Linked DNA regions of Homo sapiens: region 1 is linked to region 2. A link is a loop called in an ENCODE intact Hi-C map of the cell type or tissue named here. Cell type or tissue: prostate gland. All regions are shown on one strand. Links, peaks and the distances in the headings refer to the core of each region. The heading gives the core; the rest is flanking DNA.

Region 1 (8,740 bases), core at 725-8,724, 160 kb before region 2:
TAACCTGCTTTTTTCATCAGTGTGATGGAAAAATGCTCATCATATATTCTTCTGCTATATAACTTTAGATGTCTACACTGATTTCATTTATGACATCACAATTAAACTGGTTAAACCAAATTCATATTGCTCACTTGTTTCTAATTTTTTCTCTATTAAAATGATATGATAAGCATCCTTGTAGCCAAATATTTACACACATTCATTAAGGTTTACTTAAAAGAAATTCCTAGACGTGGAGCTGAGTCAAAGAGAAGGGATCTTTTAAGTATTTTTGCACTGATTGCCATGAAAAGGTCATACCAGTTTATACATTCATCAATATATGAGTTTCTTTTCTAAATCTTCTTCAACATCATGTGAGAGACAGTTAAAGCATAGTTGTTCAGAGCCCAGGCTTGAGAATCAGATTTCAAAGGTATGAACCCTCTCCCTTTTTCTTTTCCTTTTTTTTTTTTTTTTCTGAGGAGTCTTGCTCAGTCGCCCAGGCTGGAGTGCAGTGGCCCAATCTCGGCTCACTGCAAGTGTGTCCAGAATTGGTGGATTCTTGGTCTCACTGACTTCAAGAATGAAGCCGTGGACCCTCACGGGAGCATTACAGCTCTTAAAGGTGGCATGTCCAGAGTTCGTTCCTTCTGATGTTCGGATGTGTTCGGAGTTTCTTCCTTCTGGTGGGTTCATGGTCTCGCTGGCTTAGGACTGAAGCTGCGGACCTTCGTGGTGAGTGTTACAGCTCTTAAGGCGGCGTGTCTGGAGTTGTTCGTTTTTCCCGGTGAGTTCATGGTCTCGCTGGCTTCAGGAGTGAAGCTACAGACCTTGGTGGTGAGTGTTAGAGCTCATAAAGGCAGTGTGGACGCAAAGAGTGAGCAGCAGTAAGATTTATTGCAAAGAACGAAAGAACAAAGTTTCCACAGTGTGGAAGGGGGACCCCAGCGGGTTGCCACTGCTGGCTAGGGCAGCCTGCTTTTATTCTCTTATCTGGCCCCACTCACATCCTGCTGATTGGTAGAGCCCAGGGGTCTGTTTTGACAGGGCACTGATTGGTGCGTTTACAATTCCTCAGCTAGACACAAAAGTTCTCCACGTCCCCACCAGAATAGTTAGATACAGAGTGTTGACACAAAGGTTCTCCAAGTCCCCACCAGAGTAGCTAGATACAGAGTGTTGATTGGTGCATTCACAAACCCTGAGCTAGACACAGGGTGCTGATTGGTGTGTTTACAAACCTTGAGCTAGATACAGAGTGCCGATTGGTGTATTTACAATCCCCTAGCTAGACATAAAGGTTCTCCAAGTTCCCACTAGACTCAGGAGCCCAGCTGGCTTCACCCAGTGGATCGTGCACTGGGGCTGCAGGTGGAGCTGCCTGCCAGTCCCGCACCGTGAGCCCACACTCCTCAGCCCTTGGGTGGTCAATGGGACTGGGCTCCGTGGAGCAGGGGGCGGCGCTCGTCAGGGAAGCTCAGGCTGCACAGGAGCCCACGGAGGCGGGGGGAGGCTCAGGCATGGAGGGCTGCAGGTCCTAAGCCCTTTCCCGTGGGAAGGCAGCTAAGGCCCAGCGAGAAATTGAGCACAGCGCCAGTGGGCCGGCACTGCTGGGGGACCCAGCACACCCTCCGCAGCCGCTGGCCCAGGTGCTAAGCCCCTCATTGCCCGGGGCTGGCAGGGCCAGCTGGCGGCTCCGAGTGTGGGGCCCACCAAGCCCATGCCCACCTGGAACTCCAGCTGGCCCGCAAGTGCGGAACGCAGCCTCAGTTCCCACTTGCGCCTCTCCCTCCACACCTCCCTGCAAGCTGAGGGAGACGGCTCCGGCCTTGGCCAGCCCAGAAAGGGGCTCCCACAGTGCAGCGGTGGGCTGAAGGGCTTCTCAAGTGCCGCCAAAGTGGGAGCCCAGGCAGAGGAAGTGCTGTGAGGGCTGCCAGCACGCTGTCACCTCTCACAAGCTCCACCTCTGGGGTTCACGCCATTCTCCTGCCTCAGCCTCTGGAGCAGCTGGGACTACAGGTGCCTGCCACCATGCCCAGTTAATTTCTTGTATTTTTTTTTAGTAGAGATGGGGTTTCACTGTGTTAGCCAGGATGGTGTCGATCTCCTGACCTCATGATCCACCCGCCTCAGCCTCCCAAAGTTCTGGGATTACAGGTGTGAGCCACCGCGCCCATCCCCTTTTTCTTTTTAGAGACAGGGTCTTGCTATGTTGTCCAGGTTGGTGCGAAACTCCTGGCCTTAAGCAACCCTGCCACCTCAGCCTCCAAGTAAACTGGGATTACAGGCGTGAGCCATCTTGCCCAACTTCCACTTTCTAGCTGTGTGATCTTCAGAAAATCAGTTAAATTCTCTGGGCCTTAATTTACTGATAGGGTTCTTGTAAGTATTAACCATTAGCTACTATTGAGAGGTGAAGACCGCTGGGCTTCTGGGTTGGGTGGGGACTTGGAGAACTTTTTTGTCTAGCTAAAGGATTGTAAATGCACCAATCAGCACTCTGTGTCTAGCTAAAGGTTTGTAAACGCACCAATCAGCACTGGGTAAAAACGAACCAATCAGCACTTTGTAAAACGAACCAATCAGCACTCTGTAAAATGGAAAATCAGCGCTCTGTAAAATGGACCAATCAGCAGGACATGAGCAGGGCCAAATAAGGGAATAAAAGCTGGTCACCCCAGCTAGTAGTGGTAACCTGCGTGAGTTCCGCTCCAGGCTGATGGAAGCTTTGTTCTTTTGTACTTCACAATAAACCTTGCTACTGCTCCTTCTTTGGGTCCATACTGCATTTCAGAGCTGTAACACCGTGAAGGTATACAGCTTCACTCCTGAAGCCAAGACCATGAACCCACTGAGAGGAACAAGAAAAACAACTCTGGACCTGCTGCCTTTATGAGCTGTAACACTCACCTTGAAGGTCTGTGGCTTTACTCTTGAAGTCGGTGAGAAGCGAGACCATGAACCCACCAGAAGGAACACATTCCGGACGCATCTGAACATCAGAGGAAACAAACTCCAGACACACTACTTTTCAGAACTGTATTAAGAACTGTAACAGTCACTGCGAGGGTCTGCGGCTTCATTCTTGATGTCAGCGAGACCAAGAATCCACCAGAAGGAACCAATTCCAGACACAGAATTATTTGCCTTCTTACTTCCTGAGAGTTCTAGGCACAGAACATACTTGAGGTGTTATACAAAGGTAATTAGAACTGACAGGGAATTGTATGATTAATGACGTGGGACATGAGAGATTTGGAACGAGATAAAAAGGCTTACCTTGAGGACAGCCTTATTAGGAGCAGAGGCAAACACAGGTTTTGTGGGTTTGAAGCCTACACATTTATAGCTTTCTCTAATTACACAGGTAGGAAATTATAAAATCAGGTACAAGGGCTTGGCAGGGGCCTAAAGCTTAAGTGATGAAAAAAAAAAACACCACACCTCTGGTGAAACCAATAGCTTACGAAAAAGTAGAAAAAAGCGCGATGCATGGGGAGCTCCGGTAGTCCTTTGAGGTATTTGAGAGGCTGAGTCAGGAAGATGGCTTGAGCACCAGGAGTTGGAGGTTTGTAAGTGCAGTGATGGTAAACTGCCGCTGTACTCCAGTCTGGCAATGTAGTGAGACCCTGTCTCTCAAAAAAAAAAAGTAACCCTTGCCTGACTGGGACAATAATTGAGAAACCAGTAAAACAAAATAATAACTATTAGCCGGGCGCGGTGGCTCATGCCTGTAAATCCTAGCATTTTGGGAGGCTGAGGCGGGCGGATTACAAAGTCAGGAGTTTGAGAAATTACTACCTATTACCCCATTTGGCTATTTTTACACTTGTAAGGAATGAAGCTCAGAGGTCACACAGCTAGTAAGAAGCCAGCACCCTTCGATGTGGGATTGATGTGGAGGATAGGCATATACAGAGAACACAAAAGCAAAACACCATGGTGCAGATTTTGAAAGAAAAGCCCTAAGATTAGTAATGAGTGTGAATTATTCAACAAAGTGATCAAAACTAACTCCAGCTCTGCATTCCTCTTCGCCATCAGGAGTTTGGAGCCTGGAGACTGCTAGCTGCCTGGTTCTTTAAGAACCAGCCCTGGTCCAGCCCATTCCGCAGGCCAGCAAGCTTCTGAAAAGCAAACCTAGGAAGTAGCTTTCCAACATAAAGTGGAGGTTTCAACACAGGAGACTTTAAGCAAGTTCCAGTGTGTCTATATTTGGTCTGGCTGATCGGCTGGACTCTGGCCTTCCCCGCTCACGTTAGCAGACAGCTCTGCCCTAGTGGGCGCTTAGCCTGCGACGGCAGCCCGAGAGGATGTCTAACAAGCTTCTTTCTCCCCACCCCCATTCAGTTGTTCTCAGGTCTGAATTCAAAATGGCCTCATCTCCTGCTGTCCTTCGAGCGTCCCGGCTGTACCAATGGAGCCTGAAGAGTTCGGCGCAGTTCCTGGGGTCTCCACAGCTGAGGCAGGTTGGTCAGATCATTAGGGTTCCTGCTCGGATGGCGGCGACGCTGATCCTGGAGCCTGCGGGCCGCTGCTGCTGGGACGAACCGGTGCGAATCGCCGTGCGCGGCCTAGCCCCGGAGCAGCCGGTCACGCTGCGCGCGTCCCTGCGCGACGAGAAGGGCGCGCTTTTCCAGGCCCACGCGCGCTACCGCGCCGACACTCTTGGCGAGCTGGACCTGGAGCGCGCGCCCGCGCTGGGCGGCAGCTTCGCGGGGCTTGAGCCCATGGGGCTGCTCTGGGCCTTGGAGCCCGAGAAACCTTTGGTGCGGCTGGTGAAGCGCGACGTGCGAACGCCCTTGGCCGTGGAGCTGGAGGTGCTGGATGGCCACGACCCCGACCCCGGGCGGCTGCTGTGCCAGACGCGGCACGAGCGCTACTTCCTCCCGCCCGGGGTGCGGCGCGAGCCGGTGCGCGTGGGCCGGGTGCGAGGCACGCTCTTCCTGCCGCCAGGTGACTCACCTCCGCTAATTGTTCCGTGTTCGTTCGCCTTTCACTTTGTGTGTCTCCCCCGCCCCACGCTTTTCGCTTATGTGTATGCCCCCCCGCCGCGCCCCCGGGCTATATTGCCCAGGCAGGTTTCGAATTCCTGGTCTCCAGCTATCTTCCCGCCTCTGCCTCCCTAAGAGCTGGGATTACAGGGTGAGCCACCGCGCCCGGCACTTTGAGGGGAGTTACACTTTTTTTTTTTTTCCGTCCCTGCCCTTTTCACACGAAGAAGGGATGTAGCTTCCAACCTTCCGGAGGTTAGTGTAAAGAAACAGGAATGGAATGGAAAGCTGATTGGGGAAGTGTCCCTGCCGCTCCAAAACTGAGAGGTCCCTCAAACCTAGTGCTCAGTTAAAAGACATTGTAAGGGCCAGGCGCAGTGGCTCACGCTTGTAATCCCAGCACTTTGGGAAGTCTCGGCGGGCAGATCACGAGATCAAAAGATTGAGGCCATCCTGACTAACACGGTGAAACCCCGTCTCTACTAAAAATACAAAACAGTAGCTGGGCGTAGTAGCGGGCGCCTGTAGTCCCAGCTACTCGGGAGGCTGAGGCAGGAGAATGGTGTGAACCCGGGAGGCAGAGTTTGTAGTGAGCTGAGATCGCGCCACTGCACTCCAGCCTGGGCGACAGAGCGAGACTCCGTCTCAAAAAAAAGACATTGTAAGGAAAGGAAAAAGACACTTATATTAAAAACAAAACAGGCCGGGCGCGGTGGCTAACGCCTGTAATCCTAGCGCTTTGGGAGGCCGAGGCCGGCGGATCACCTGAGGTCAGGAGTTCGAGACCAGCCTGGCCAACATGGTGAAACCCCATCTCTACTAAAAATAGAAAAATTAGCCAGGCGTGGTGGTGCATGCCTGTAGTCCCAACTACTTAGGAGGTTGAGGCAGGAGAATCGCTGGAACCCGGGAGGCAGAGGTTGCAGTGAGCTGAGATCATGCCATTGCACTCCAGCCTGGGGGACAAGAGTGACTCTATCTTAAAAAAAAAAAAAAAAAATTCAGGTAGTTTCAATTTTTTAATGTTCTTATTTATGTATTGACTAGGAAGCCACTTTTTTTTTTTTTTAAATAAGAATTCCGACTGGTTTTCTCACTGTATTTCCATGGCAGCTAGGAGGTGCCAGGTGGCTGGGCCTGTGACAGTGCAGAGGTTTTGGTGCCTGCCCGCCCACCATTGCTCCAGCTGCAGCTGCTGCCCCCTGCAGGGCCTGTTCGTTCCTGCTGCCTAGCTCCCCGCTGGCTGGCTATGATCTCCCTGTTACCATTCCAGGAGAGCAGCCGCGTCCCTATGCATGGCAGGACCAGGTACTATTGTGGCCTCTCCTCTTGGCCTCGAATGGTATCTTTGTCATCAGTGAGCAAGTCCCCAAAGACCACGGTCTTGTCCATTGTCAGGATAATTCACTCCACAAGCTGGGGCTCCAGGTGCTGCCCTACCCAGCGGTGCTTCTCACCCACACAGTGGTCATACTTTGGCAGGGGCTGGTGCAGTGTGAAGACCTCGGTGTTTTGCATGTGCTTCATCTCTTGCAAGGTCCTCCGGGGTTGGGCTTCAAGACTAGGGAAAAGCCTGGGCTTCACACCCGTGGGCCACTTTATCCACCAGGTCCGGCAGCAGGGTGAGGTACTGCTTCCAGACCAGGAAGCTGCGGTGCTGCTGCAGTGTCACATGCAGCTCCCTGAGAAGGGGCGGCTGAAGCCCCGCAGGAGGCCGTCTGGAAGCTGCCAGCACGCGGTCCCTGTCCATCAGCACACGCGTGGGCTGTGCTCATCGCTGCCGGGGCACTGGGGTTTCTCGGGATCCTAGGGGTATGGGGCCCAGAAATGTTCTTTAAAAGTTTCTCATTTTTGCAACTTTTCTTTGAATTCGCACAGTATGTTAAGATTTATGTAAATTAGCATTTACAATAGGAAAACCTCTTCCTGTCAAATGGAAATTTGAGGTTACTGGATACTTTTATATTACATAAAGAGCAATCAGCCAGTGTAAAAATGAAATGATGCTTATCCTTATTAATAATCAAAGAAATGCAAAATAAAACAACAGAGTACATTTCACACCCTCAGAAGTGGCCCACTTTTAGAAGCTAGCATTATCAATTGCTGACCAGTATGTGGAGGAAATGAAACTCACTGCTAGAAGGAGCAACATATTCATCTGCTCTGGGCAACAATTTGTCTTAACTTACAAAGTTAAATATGTTATTCTACTTGTACATGTGCACCAGGAGGCATATTCCTTATAAGAGGCCAGATGAGCAGTCTGGATTAATTTAAAAAAAGAGCAAAGTCAACTGGAAACAGTCCAAATGTCCATCAACAATAGAACAGATTAATAAATTGAGGTATATTTCCAGCAGTCAAAGTGATTGAACTACAGCTACAAGAATCAACATCTATCAAGATATACAAAAGAAAAGAAAAAAAAAGAATCAACATGGATGAATCTCCAAACCACTGTTGAGTGAAACAGTCAAACCCTAGGAGAACACATTCAGTATCATTCCATTTAGATACAATTCAAAAACTAGGCAAAATAAAATATTAAGGTACATAATCTAAGTGGTAATACTATGAAGAAAACCAAGAGTGATACACAGAAAGTCCAGGATACTGGAAAGAGAGGAAAGGGCACAGGGGTCTGTGGGACGTTGATGGTTTGCGGGTATCAGCACTGAACTATGTCTTAAAAGTGTTGCCTGTAAGGTGTTTGCATTTTTTTTTTTTTTTTTTTTTTTTTTGAGACAGTGTCTCGCTCTTTCGCCCAGGCTGGAGTAGTGGCACAATCTTGGCTCACTGCAACCTCCACCTCCCGGGTTCAAGCGATTCTCCTCCCTCAGCCTCCCGAGTAGCTGGGATTACAGGTGGCCGCCACCACACCCAGCTAATTTTTGTATTTTTAGTACAGATGGGGTTTCACCATGTTGGCCAGGCTGGTCTCGAACTCCTGACCTCAGGTGATCCACCCGTCTCAGCCTCCCAAAGTGCTGGGGTTACAGGCGTGAGCCACCGGACCCAGCCTGCATTATTACTATTTAATTTTGTGTGAAACACAAAACCTTTAATGTAAATGATAAAAATATCAGTAAGTGGAGTCATTCAGAATGAGTAGCCTTTTGAGTCTGTCTCCGTTGAGTAAGTGCATTCTGTTGAGTGCACTGGAGAGGAATTTGTGCTCTTCTATGTAGCAGTCTTTCTTTTTGTTTCTTGGTGGTGCACCATTAAATGGATTCATTCACCAGTTAAAGGACATTTGGGTTGTTTCCAGTCTTTGGCTACAACGAGTAAAGTCACTATAAACACTTGCCAGAGGTTTCTGGACGAACAGGTTTTCATTTCTCGTGGGTAGATACCTAGGAGTGGGATTGCTGGGTCACATGTGTGGTAAGTATATGTTTAACTTAAACCATCCAACTGTTTCAGGAATAGCTTAGTTTTGCATTTTGTTTTGTTTCTTCCCAAGAACCTGGGCCCTTTCCTGGGATTGTGGACATGTTCGGAACTGGAGGTGGCCTGCTGGAGTATCGGGCTAGTCTGCTGGCTGGGAAGGGTTTTGCTGTGATGGCTCTGGCTTATTATAACTATGAAGACCTCCCCAAGACCATGGAGACGCTCCATCTGGAGTACTTTGAAGAAGCCATGAACTACTTGCTCAGTCATCCCGAGGTTAGTTCTTCTTTCAGATTTATGGGCTATGATGTATCAGGTCTCTTCTTAAATGGTCTGGGTTTTCACAGAAGTTAGCTCATTCATGACAG
Region 2 (9,327 bases), core at 702-8,701:
CCTCCCCCTGCATCTTCCTCTGGGGAATGGCTCACCTCTACTTGCCACCCTCCTCCGCATCTTCCTCCTGCCTATTTTAAGTCTGATGCCCACTTAGGCCTCCTTCTGGATTGAGACCCCAGAGCTTGGCCACCCTACCCTGAAGTGAGGAAAGGATGCTTAGAACCAAAAGGGAAAAGAGACCTATCTTTCTCTTTCTTGTATTGTTTAGGAAATTCTCTCTGAGGCTACTCAGTAGCATTGACCTGACTGCTTTTTAAGAGGGATTGGTCACTGGCAGAGGGAGCCCCAAAGTCACACAGGCAGCTCCTGGCCCTCATTTGCCCTGAAACAGAGCCCAGCTCACCAGCTTCTGCACCAGGAAGAAATCCTTCTTGTAGATGGCAATGCCTTTGTTGAACAGCTTCCTCTCGGCCATCTTCCACTGGTCAGAGCCTATGGGGCAAAGAGGCAGCCAGGGAGTGAGGTGGGCAGGGCCCTGGCCACTGCAGGGCAATTTTGACAAGCAAAAAAGTGTGAGGCCATCCGCCCATGGTTTCTGCAGGCATCAGAGCCGGCTCCTCGTCCCACTTCCATGTGCCTCACAGCCTCGCTCCCTTGCTTGTGAAATGGAAACTAATATCACCTAGCTCACCAGCTGTGGTGAGGATTAAATAAGATAATGCATGTGAAACCCTTGGTGCTCTGCCTGGTGCAGATGAAATGTAGCACTAACATGCATGGAAAACATTGGCTGTTAGGATTATGTGACTCGGTCCATGTCCTTCTTAAAGTGACCAGAACAGGACATGCACTCCTGGGGCTAAGTTCCAGGTACCTGATGCCAATCTGGATGGCTCTCCATGGGTTCCTGTCCTTGTGGCCTGGGCTTTTTTGCCTGGATGGTCTCCCACCTGCCCACTCCCTTCTCCCCTCCCCTCCAGGGCACAGGAAACCCCTGGAGAGCTACCCCAGCTTTGGTGGCAGTTCCCTCACTCTGACTCTTGGCTTATCTACCCTCCTCCTCCCGCCCCCACCCAGGGCTGTGACTCAGCACTGAGCAGGGCCCCATGGATGCTGGAGACCTCTTGAGGCTCCAGGCACCATGCCCACCGCAGCCAGGCCCACCTGTGTAGTGATAAGTTGCCAGCGGATGGTTGTGGGGCCGCAGGGGCTTCTTCAGCAGCAGCTTATTCAGCGTTTCCTGGAGGGGAAGTGAGGGAAGGGTCAGGGCACTGACAGGGGTGTCGGTGGTGGACGGAGCATTCTAGGCCCTGATAAAATCCCGAGTAGGGTGGACACTTACTCTTGCCCCCTTAACTGCTGAGAGATAAGGGGTCCACTGGGGTGGTGAGATCACAGGGGGTGGGGCTGCCCAGAAAACAGACCTCAGGTCCTCTTAAGAGAGTCCATGGCCCCAAGGGAGGCAGCACTGCTGGAGAAGGCTCTCAGCAACCATCCAGTCTGAGTCCACTGACCCAGAATCAGGGATGGGAATGGACAGGAGGACACTGCACAGCAAAACCCGGGGTCTGAAACTAGGGCTCCCTTGGGTCAAGCCCCTACAGCCCCTTCCTTAGTCAGACCCTCCTACTGGCCTCAAATGTGCATGCCAGCAGCCATAGGTCCTGAGCAGCAGACATGGATCCAAGCCAGCCCCCACTGAGGGGCCCTCCCTCTGCTGGGGTTGCCTTCTCACCAGGATGTCTCCTCTGGATTCGTGCAGACAGTGCAGGGCCAGCTCCTGGTTGGTGCCAGCACCAGGGAAAATGCTGGAGCAGGCGGCTGTCAGCAGGTCTTCCACTGGATCCACAGGAGCATGAGGAGGGAGGGGAGGAAACCACGTTCAGGGCGGGGCTGGGCAGGGTGAGGCCTGGCCCACCCATGTGCCTGCCCTCACTTGCTGCCCCCAGGCCCCTCCTCACCTTGCCTCTGCTTCTCCCGGCTGCTCTCTAGGTCCTCCCATGGCTGCCACACCAAGTCAGCCTTGTGGGGATCTGCAGCTGCCAGGGCACGGTCCCTCATCAAGGGGATTTCTGCCTGGAACCGGGAGCCCACGTTGATCCGTCTAGAGGAGTGAAAAGGGCAGGAAGTGAGGCCTCACCTTGCGGGGACGGAGAACTTGATGATCCCTCAGGGTGGGAAGAAGATGAGGGGGAGCCGGCAGAGCAAGGCCTCAGCTAGGTGTAGGGAGTCTGGCTTCTAGGGGCTTGGGAGGACAGCCTGACCTGGCACCACCAGAAAGGCAAGGTCCAGAGGCTGGAGAGGGGAGAAGCAGCTGCAGGTTTACAGATGGGAAAGAGCCTCTGGACCCCCCTTTCAACTCTCCTAGAGATAAGTTCAAGCTGAGCCGGTCCTTGCCCTTCCCTGCAACTTCCACACAGAGGCAGGGCGGGGACAGCAAAGCCCAGGGCCACATACAGAAGCTCAAGGAGGCCCTCTCAGCCCTCTGCAGGCCCCACGGAACCCTCCTGTTGCTCCCAGGGCCCACCTGCACACACTGCACCAGTGTGGCCACCCACACCCCTCGGCCAGGGGCAGGGCTGCACTTACGGCTCGATGCTCACTGGGGTGGCCTCCCCCATCACAGAGAGGACAGGCGGGGTTACTTCAGCACTGTCTATGGGACAAAGAGCAGGTTGATAAATAGCACCCCCCTTTCAGCAAAGCACCCCCAATCCTAGTGGCTGCCCTGTATGTGCAAGAGTCACAGTGGTGACACACAGAGCTCACGCAGGGAACACAGGCACCTGAGTCCTGGCTCTGCAGCCTGTCACCTACGAAAACGCAGGCCCTTCACTAAATATTTGGGTGCCTCAGTTTTCACACTCACCAAAAGGGGCTATCACTACCTGTCTCCTACGGTTAATGTGAGAACTGGATAAAATAATGCACAGAGCCTGGCACTCGATAAAGATTATTATTACTGCTTCTACTACCAAAGCCATATCCTTGCCCCCAGAAGCTCCAACACTAACTCCAACATAAAGCTGTGGTTTTCTAGTAAAGAGACTGAAACTTTGAGCACACTAGGGAGGTGGTGAAGGGGATCGCTGTTTTATAGTTATCGTCTCACTTCCTCTTTGGATTTTCTGCCTCAGTTTCTCCCAAGCTAGTTTTTTTTTTGTTTTTGTTGTTGTTGTTGTTGCTTTTTGAGACAAAGTCTCACTCTGTCTCCGCCCAGGCTGGAGTGCAGTGGTGCGATCTCGGCTCAAGGAGTTGAACCTCCAAGTTCAAGCAATTCTCCTCCCTCAGCCTCCCAAGTAGCTGGAATTACAGGTGTGAGTCACCGTGCCCAGGCCCAAGTTGGTCTTCTTAAGGCCCCACATGATCAAAACACTCCTTTGCTTAAAAAAAAAAAAAAAAAAAAATCTTTGCTCTTTACTGACTCCCTCCTGCAATGTGAGATAAAACCTGCAACCCTCCCCTCAGGGTTCAAGGCGGTTCCGCTTCCATTTGTACCTCCCACCACCCATGTGCCTGGACCTGCATCCTAGCTGACTGCTTACCTCCCAACCCCTCACTCTCCCTGCACGGTCCCATCTACAGGCCTTTGCACCAGTCATTTCCTCCGCCTGGTGTGTCCTCCCTGCCCCCCGCCCTCCTCCATCGCTGCGGCTCAGCTCTGGCCCCACCCCTCTTGAATACAGTCCTCACCATCCCAGGCTAGCTGCTGGGGCTTTGCTCACTGGCTGCAGATCCCACACTACCGGGAACCTCTGTTTTTTCAACTCCAAGGCTTTCATGTCAACTCCCTAATGACCTTGCATTCTCTATAGAACAGACCATGGTGTCCTGTACATTCTTGGAGCCCTCACAGGACCCAGTACAAGGCCTTACGCCCGAGTGTTCGGTAGATACTCGTGGACAGACTGACCTCTCGCTGGCTGCCAGTCTGATCTCTACAATGACTTCCTCTTCCTACACAGCCTAGCCAGGGAGAAGCCTCCCCAGGAAGCAGTACAGAAGGCTGGCCAGCCTAGGGCAAACATTTTGCATCCACAGACACCAGGGGGCACCAGAGAGCTACACCATGGGTGAGGTCACAGTCAAAGGTTAATTGGCCAAAGGCATCTATAAGCTAGCTACTTCCACTTAATCCTCTCTACCACCCTAAGGGATTGGATTATCCCATTTTGCAGAGGAAATGGATCTCTTTATGGAGTGGGCAACATTTTTCAGCAGTACATCACCCCAAGCCAGCCCAATATTTCCAGAATGTCTGCTTTTGGCCAAAAAGACTGTTCGAGAGCCCCAGAGACTAGATCTGCCACAAAGGACTATGAGCAAACAGGATGGCCTGGGCATGATGTTCCAGCTTTATGTGTGCTAATGCACCTGAGCCTAGGAAGTGGCTATTAGGTTGAACCAAAGGAAACTACTATTTGTGAATCCAAAAATAGTTGAATATTGGCAGTTTCATCATCAACCAAGTAATACTAATATCCCCATCTTAATACTGAAAAAACTGAGGCCCAGGGAGTTGAAGTGACTTGCAAAAGTGGATGTAATAGTAAATGGTAGAATTGAGATTTGAATCCAAGCAGCTGGGCGGGCCCCCCACCCCTCCTTGTTGAACCAGGACAACCTCCTTCTCAATCTCAGAGAAGACAGAGCAGAGCTCCTTCTCCCAGAGTGTTCCAGCCCAATCCCCAGCAGCCCCACAGGCTGAGATGCCTCCCTGCCCAGTGCCCCAGCCCCGCTCCTGCCAGGGTCGCGGAGGGAGGTCACTCACTAGTCCGGAGCAGCGTGCGATGGGCACTCTTAGGCGTGATGGGAGGAGGGGCAGGGATGGTGCTGGTTGATATGATGGCATTGAAGTAGAGGCCAGAGCCTTCCCGCACAGGGCTGAGGATGGGGGGCGGCGTGTAGGGAGGTAGCTCAAAGCTCCGCTCAGAGGGGTGGTCAGCTAGGCGCACGGGAGAGCGCAGGTGGCTCTGGTATGGGGTGATGTTGGAGTAGACGGGAGGGGCGATGAAAGTGCCCGCCTTGGTGGGGATGATGAGGGGCTCGGGCCTGGGCCGCTGCTTTGGTTTCCGCACGGAAGGCTCCCCCTCCAACTTGACATTCATGTCCTCTGCCTGGAGAAGGAAAGAAAACAAGGACGGCTCAGCCCCCCGTGTCCCAGAGAAAGTAAAGTCTTAACCACAGCTTGCCAGTCTCACCTTTGGAACTTAGTCTGCCTACCACACCCACCAAGGCAAGCCTGAAAAAAGGAGCAGGTCCAAAAGCCCTTTTTATCATCTCCTCTAGGGCAGAAGTCAGCAAACTTTTTCTGTAAGGGGCCAGAGAGTAAATATTTTAGGCTTTGTGGGCCACATGTGATCTCTGTTACATATTCCTCTTCTTTCCCTTTTTCTTTTTAAAACTAACTGTATAAAATTGTAACACATTCTTAGCTCTGGATCTGGCCCCCAGACCACAGTTCCCCACCTCTGCTGTAAAGTGTGTGACAGGGCAGGAGAGTACAGTAGTTCAGGGCCCAGGCTCTGGAGCTGGACTTCTTGGGTTGGGACCTACCACCTTTATTGCCACTGAAAATTACTCAATCTTTCCGTGCATCTTCATAACATGGTGCCTACCTAGTAAGTGCCTACTTCATGGGGTAACCATGAGGACTGCATGAATTAATACAAGGAAATCACTGAGAACATTACCTGGTACCTCAGTAAATATTGGCTGTTATCACTACTTAAACTCCAGGCTCTGCGTTAGATGAAAGCTCCTACTGCGTGCTAAGACCTGAGCTGGACATGGGACTACAAAATGGAATGGACAAGGCCGGGCGTGGTAATCTCAGCACTTTGGGAGGTCGAGGTGGGGGGGAGGGGATCACTTGAGGTCAGGAGTTCGAGACCAGCCTGGCCAACATGGCAAAACCCTGCCTCTACTAAAACACAAAAATTAGCCGGGCATGGTGGCGGGTGCCTGTAATTTCAGCTACTCAGGAGGCTGAGGCATGAGAATCACTTGAACCCGGGAGGTGGAGGTTGCAGTGAGCCAAGGTCGTGCCACTGCACTCTAGCCTGGGCAACAGAACTGGATTCCGTCTCAAAAAACAAAAAGGAAAAAGAAAAAAAAATGGAATGGACAGTCCTTGTCCTTGCAGAACTTTTGTTCTCATAGTATTAATCCTACTAGGAAAGTCTAGCCCATGCACACTGCCAAAGGTTAGCCCTCCTACTTCTCCCTGCTAGGTACGCCTCATGGGCCTCTATCTAGAATAGAAAGCAGGACTATAAGAGAACAGAGGCCTTCCCTTGCTCGATTCCTATAATCTCAAAGGCAGAGAATGGAGCCCTACAGGGTGAGCAGCACCCAGTTTATCCCTCTGCGTACTCAGTACAACAGGTAAGGTTGGCCATGTTGACAGAGTGGGCCTTAAAATAATGAGCTGTCTCCCTGCCAAGGTTCTGGCTCCCATAAACACATTCCAGCAGAGGGCCCTGACTCCCTCTGAGGCTCTGGCCATGTCCTTCACCCATCTGTGCCCTCTTTTCCCTTCTACAAATTGGGATGAAATGAAACTGTTCGTTCTTCTTCCCTTAGGAAAACAATATGATTGCACAGAAAAAAAAAAAAATGCAGGAGCCAAAGGCCCCCCAAACTTTCTTGACAAGAAATCTAACAAAAAATCAGCTAGCTGTAATGATTTGTAATTTTATAATAAGGGATTTAAACTATTCTGAATATCTGACAAAAATAGTCATGTTCATTTTTTAGGTGTGGTAATGCTATTGAGATAATGTTGGAGAAGAAAGAGTCCTGACGTATTTCAGATACAAACTGAAGTATACACGGATGGAATGACACGATGTCTCAGGATGTGCTTCAAAATAACCCAGTGGCATGGAGAAGCAGAGGCACAGGTGAAACAAGATTGGCTATGTTTTGATAACTGTGAAATCTGGGTGATGGCTAAACACTGGCATTCATTATACTCCTCTCTACTTTTATGCATGAAAGAAAGTATCTGTAGTACAAAGAATAATAAATAATGAATGAAATAAACAAATAACAAAACACAAACCTCCCCCCAAAGCCTGGTGTAGTACAAGTACTCACAGGCAGGGATTGAGGAGATCCAAATTCTAGGGCTAGCTCTACCATTACTTGGCTGTATGACCTTAGGTCAGTCTCTTGTCTTTTCTGGACCTAGCTCCTCATCTATAAAATAGAGGCATTGAGCTGTGGAGCTGCTCAGGCTCCTTCCTGTCTCAGAACAAGCTGCCCAGGCCTCCAGCCTCTACCACAAACTTTTCCTCAACCAGAGAACAAGAACCCAGAGAGCAGAGACTGTGACGCTCCCCTGCCTATTAGAGGCATGCAGGCCAACTCTCCAGCTGAGAATAACCAGAAAATCTGGACTCGATGTGCAAAACACATTTCTGAAGATATCAGAGGACAAATAGGTTGGCAAAGAATTAAAGAGCCAAGATCTAGGTGAAAAAAAAGAAAGCTAAAGAGGTGAGCCCAGTATTTGAAGCTGCGTTTTCCCTAGAGGTGAATGCTATTACTGGAAAAGGCAACTGAGAGGCTGAGAAACTGAGAAGAGCTTTTAAGAAATTTAAGGAACTGACACAATAAAAACTGAGGTTTGTCCAGGTGTGGTGGCTCACGCCTGTAATCTCAGCACTTTGGGAGGCCAAGGTGGGTGGATCACCTGAAGTCAGGAGTTGGAGACCAGCCTGGCCAACATGGCAAAACCCCATCTCTACTAAAGATACAAAAATTGGCTGGGCATGGTGGTGGGCGCCTGTAATCCCAGCAACTCAGGAGGCTGAGGCAGAAGAATTCCTTGAACCCAGAAGACGGAGGTTGCAGTGAGTGGAGAACATGCCACTGCACTCTAGCCGGGGTGACACAGTGAGACTCCCTCTCAAAAAAAAAAAAAAAAAAAAAAAGGCTGGGTGCAGTGGCTCACGCCTATAATCCCAGCACTTTGGGAGGCTGAGGCAGGTGGATCGCCTGAGGTCAGGAGTTCGAGACCAGCCTGGCCAACATAGTGAAACCCCATCTCTACTAAAAATACAAAAAATTAGCTGGGTGTGGTGGTGGGCACCTGTAATCCCAGCTACTAAGGAGGCTGAGGCAGGAGAATTGCTTGAACCCAGGAGGCGGAGGTTGCAGTGAGCTGAGATTGAGCCATTGCACTCCGGCCTGAGCCACAAGGGCGAAACCCCGTCTCAAAAAAAAAAGAAAATAAAAAACAAAGCTGAAGTTTAGGGCTCGCCAAGGAAGGAGAGCTTGGCAAACCCCCAGGCTTTGGATTGGGACTCCAAAAAGGGCTGATACTCACTTTCATTCAGAATAAAGGTGAATCAGAAATAGGCTGGTCCTTATATGGAATAAAGCCTAGCTTCAAATCATCTCATTTCAACCTCTGATTAAAGTAATTCAGGGCCGGGTGAGGTGGCTTACACCTGTAATCCCAGCACTTTGGGAGGCCAAGGCAGGTGGATCACCTGAGGTCACGAATTCAAGACCAGCCAGGCCAACATGGTGAAACCCCATCTCTACTAAAAGTACAAAAAAATTAGCTGGCGTGGTGGCCTGCACCTGTAGTCCCAGCTACTCAGGAGGCTGAGGCAGAAGAATCGCTTGAACCTGGGAGGCGGAGGCTGCAGTGAGCTGAGATCATGCCACTGCACTCCAGCCTGCACAACAGAGTGAGACTCCATCTCAAACCCCTGCCCCCGCCCAAAAAACCCAGAAACAAAAACAAGAACTTTGCATTGTCCAGGAAGAGCTAAAAGTACTAACAGATTTCTAAAAGCCAAGGATGCATGTTTTCTTCTGTTTTTGTTTGAGACGAAGTCTCACTCTGTTGCCCAAGCTGGAGTGCAGTGGTACGATCTTGGCTTACTACAACCTCCACCTCCCAGGTTCAAGCGATTCTCTTGCCTCAGCTTCCTGAGTAGCTGGGATTACAGGCACACACCATCATGCCCGGCTAATTTTTATATTTTTAGTAGAGACGGGGTTTCACTATGTTGGCCAGGCTGGTCTTGAACTACTGGCCTTGTGATCCACCCGCCTTGGCCTTCCAAAGTGCTGAGATTACAGGCGTGAGCCAGGATACATGTTTTGTTTTGTGTGAGATGGAGTCTCGCTCTGTTGCCCAGGCTGGAGTGCAGTGGCATGATCTTGGCTCACTGCAACCTCTGCCTCCCGGGTTCAAGCGATTCTCCTGCCTCAGCCTCCCAAGTAGCTGGGATTACAGGTGCACACCACCACGCCCAGCTAATTTTTATATTTTTAGTAGAGACGGGGTTTCACCATGTTGGCCAGGATGGTCTCGATCTCTTGACCTCGTGATCCGCCCACCATGGCCTCCCAAAGTGCTGG

The links. Peaks named below come from ENCODE experiments on the same cell type or tissue, not always from the same donor. Only the 100,000 strongest peaks of a DNase experiment are listed, where the experiment ranks them.
Region 1: it touches region 2 in a loop (2.2-fold over the local background); 4 of 110 quality-filtered maps call a loop at or near these places.

What each region holds. Positions count from the first base shown.
Region 1 is chr14:73,564,943-73,573,682 of GRCh38, forward strand. It overlaps ACOT2 (acyl-CoA thioesterase 2), which reads left to right and starts at 4,271. Exons shown (of 3, transcript NM_006821.6): 1 at 4,271-4,941; 2 at 8,446-8,648. The coding sequence starts at 4,299. It also overlaps a transcript of HEATR4 not described here and the pseudogene NT5CP1. RefSeq lists enhancers at 1,577-2,094, 2,488-3,687, 4,882-5,051. In prostate gland, for the core only: CTCF peaks have their summits at 4,258 and 6,163 (motif pointing left); DNase peaks (open chromatin) are centred at 4,289 and 5,004; H3K4me3 peaks cover 1,969 bases; H3K27ac peaks cover 2,255 bases.
Region 2 is chr14:73,724,926-73,734,252 of GRCh38, forward strand. It overlaps MIDEAS (mitotic deacetylase associated SANT domain protein), which reads right to left. Exons shown (of 13, transcript NM_001367710.1): 4 at 4,715-5,060; 5 at 2,533-2,599; 6 at 1,905-2,047; 7 at 1,679-1,782; 8 at 1,108-1,183; 9 at 347-435. Among named protein-coding and RNA genes, the nearest start is that of PNMA1, 15 kb to the left of the region's middle. RefSeq lists an enhancer at 1-83 and a silencer at 4,043-4,112. In prostate gland, for the core only: CTCF peaks have their summits at 3,989 (motif pointing right) and 6,406 (motif pointing right); DNase peaks (open chromatin) are centred at 3,986 and 6,386; H3K27ac peaks cover 4,616 bases.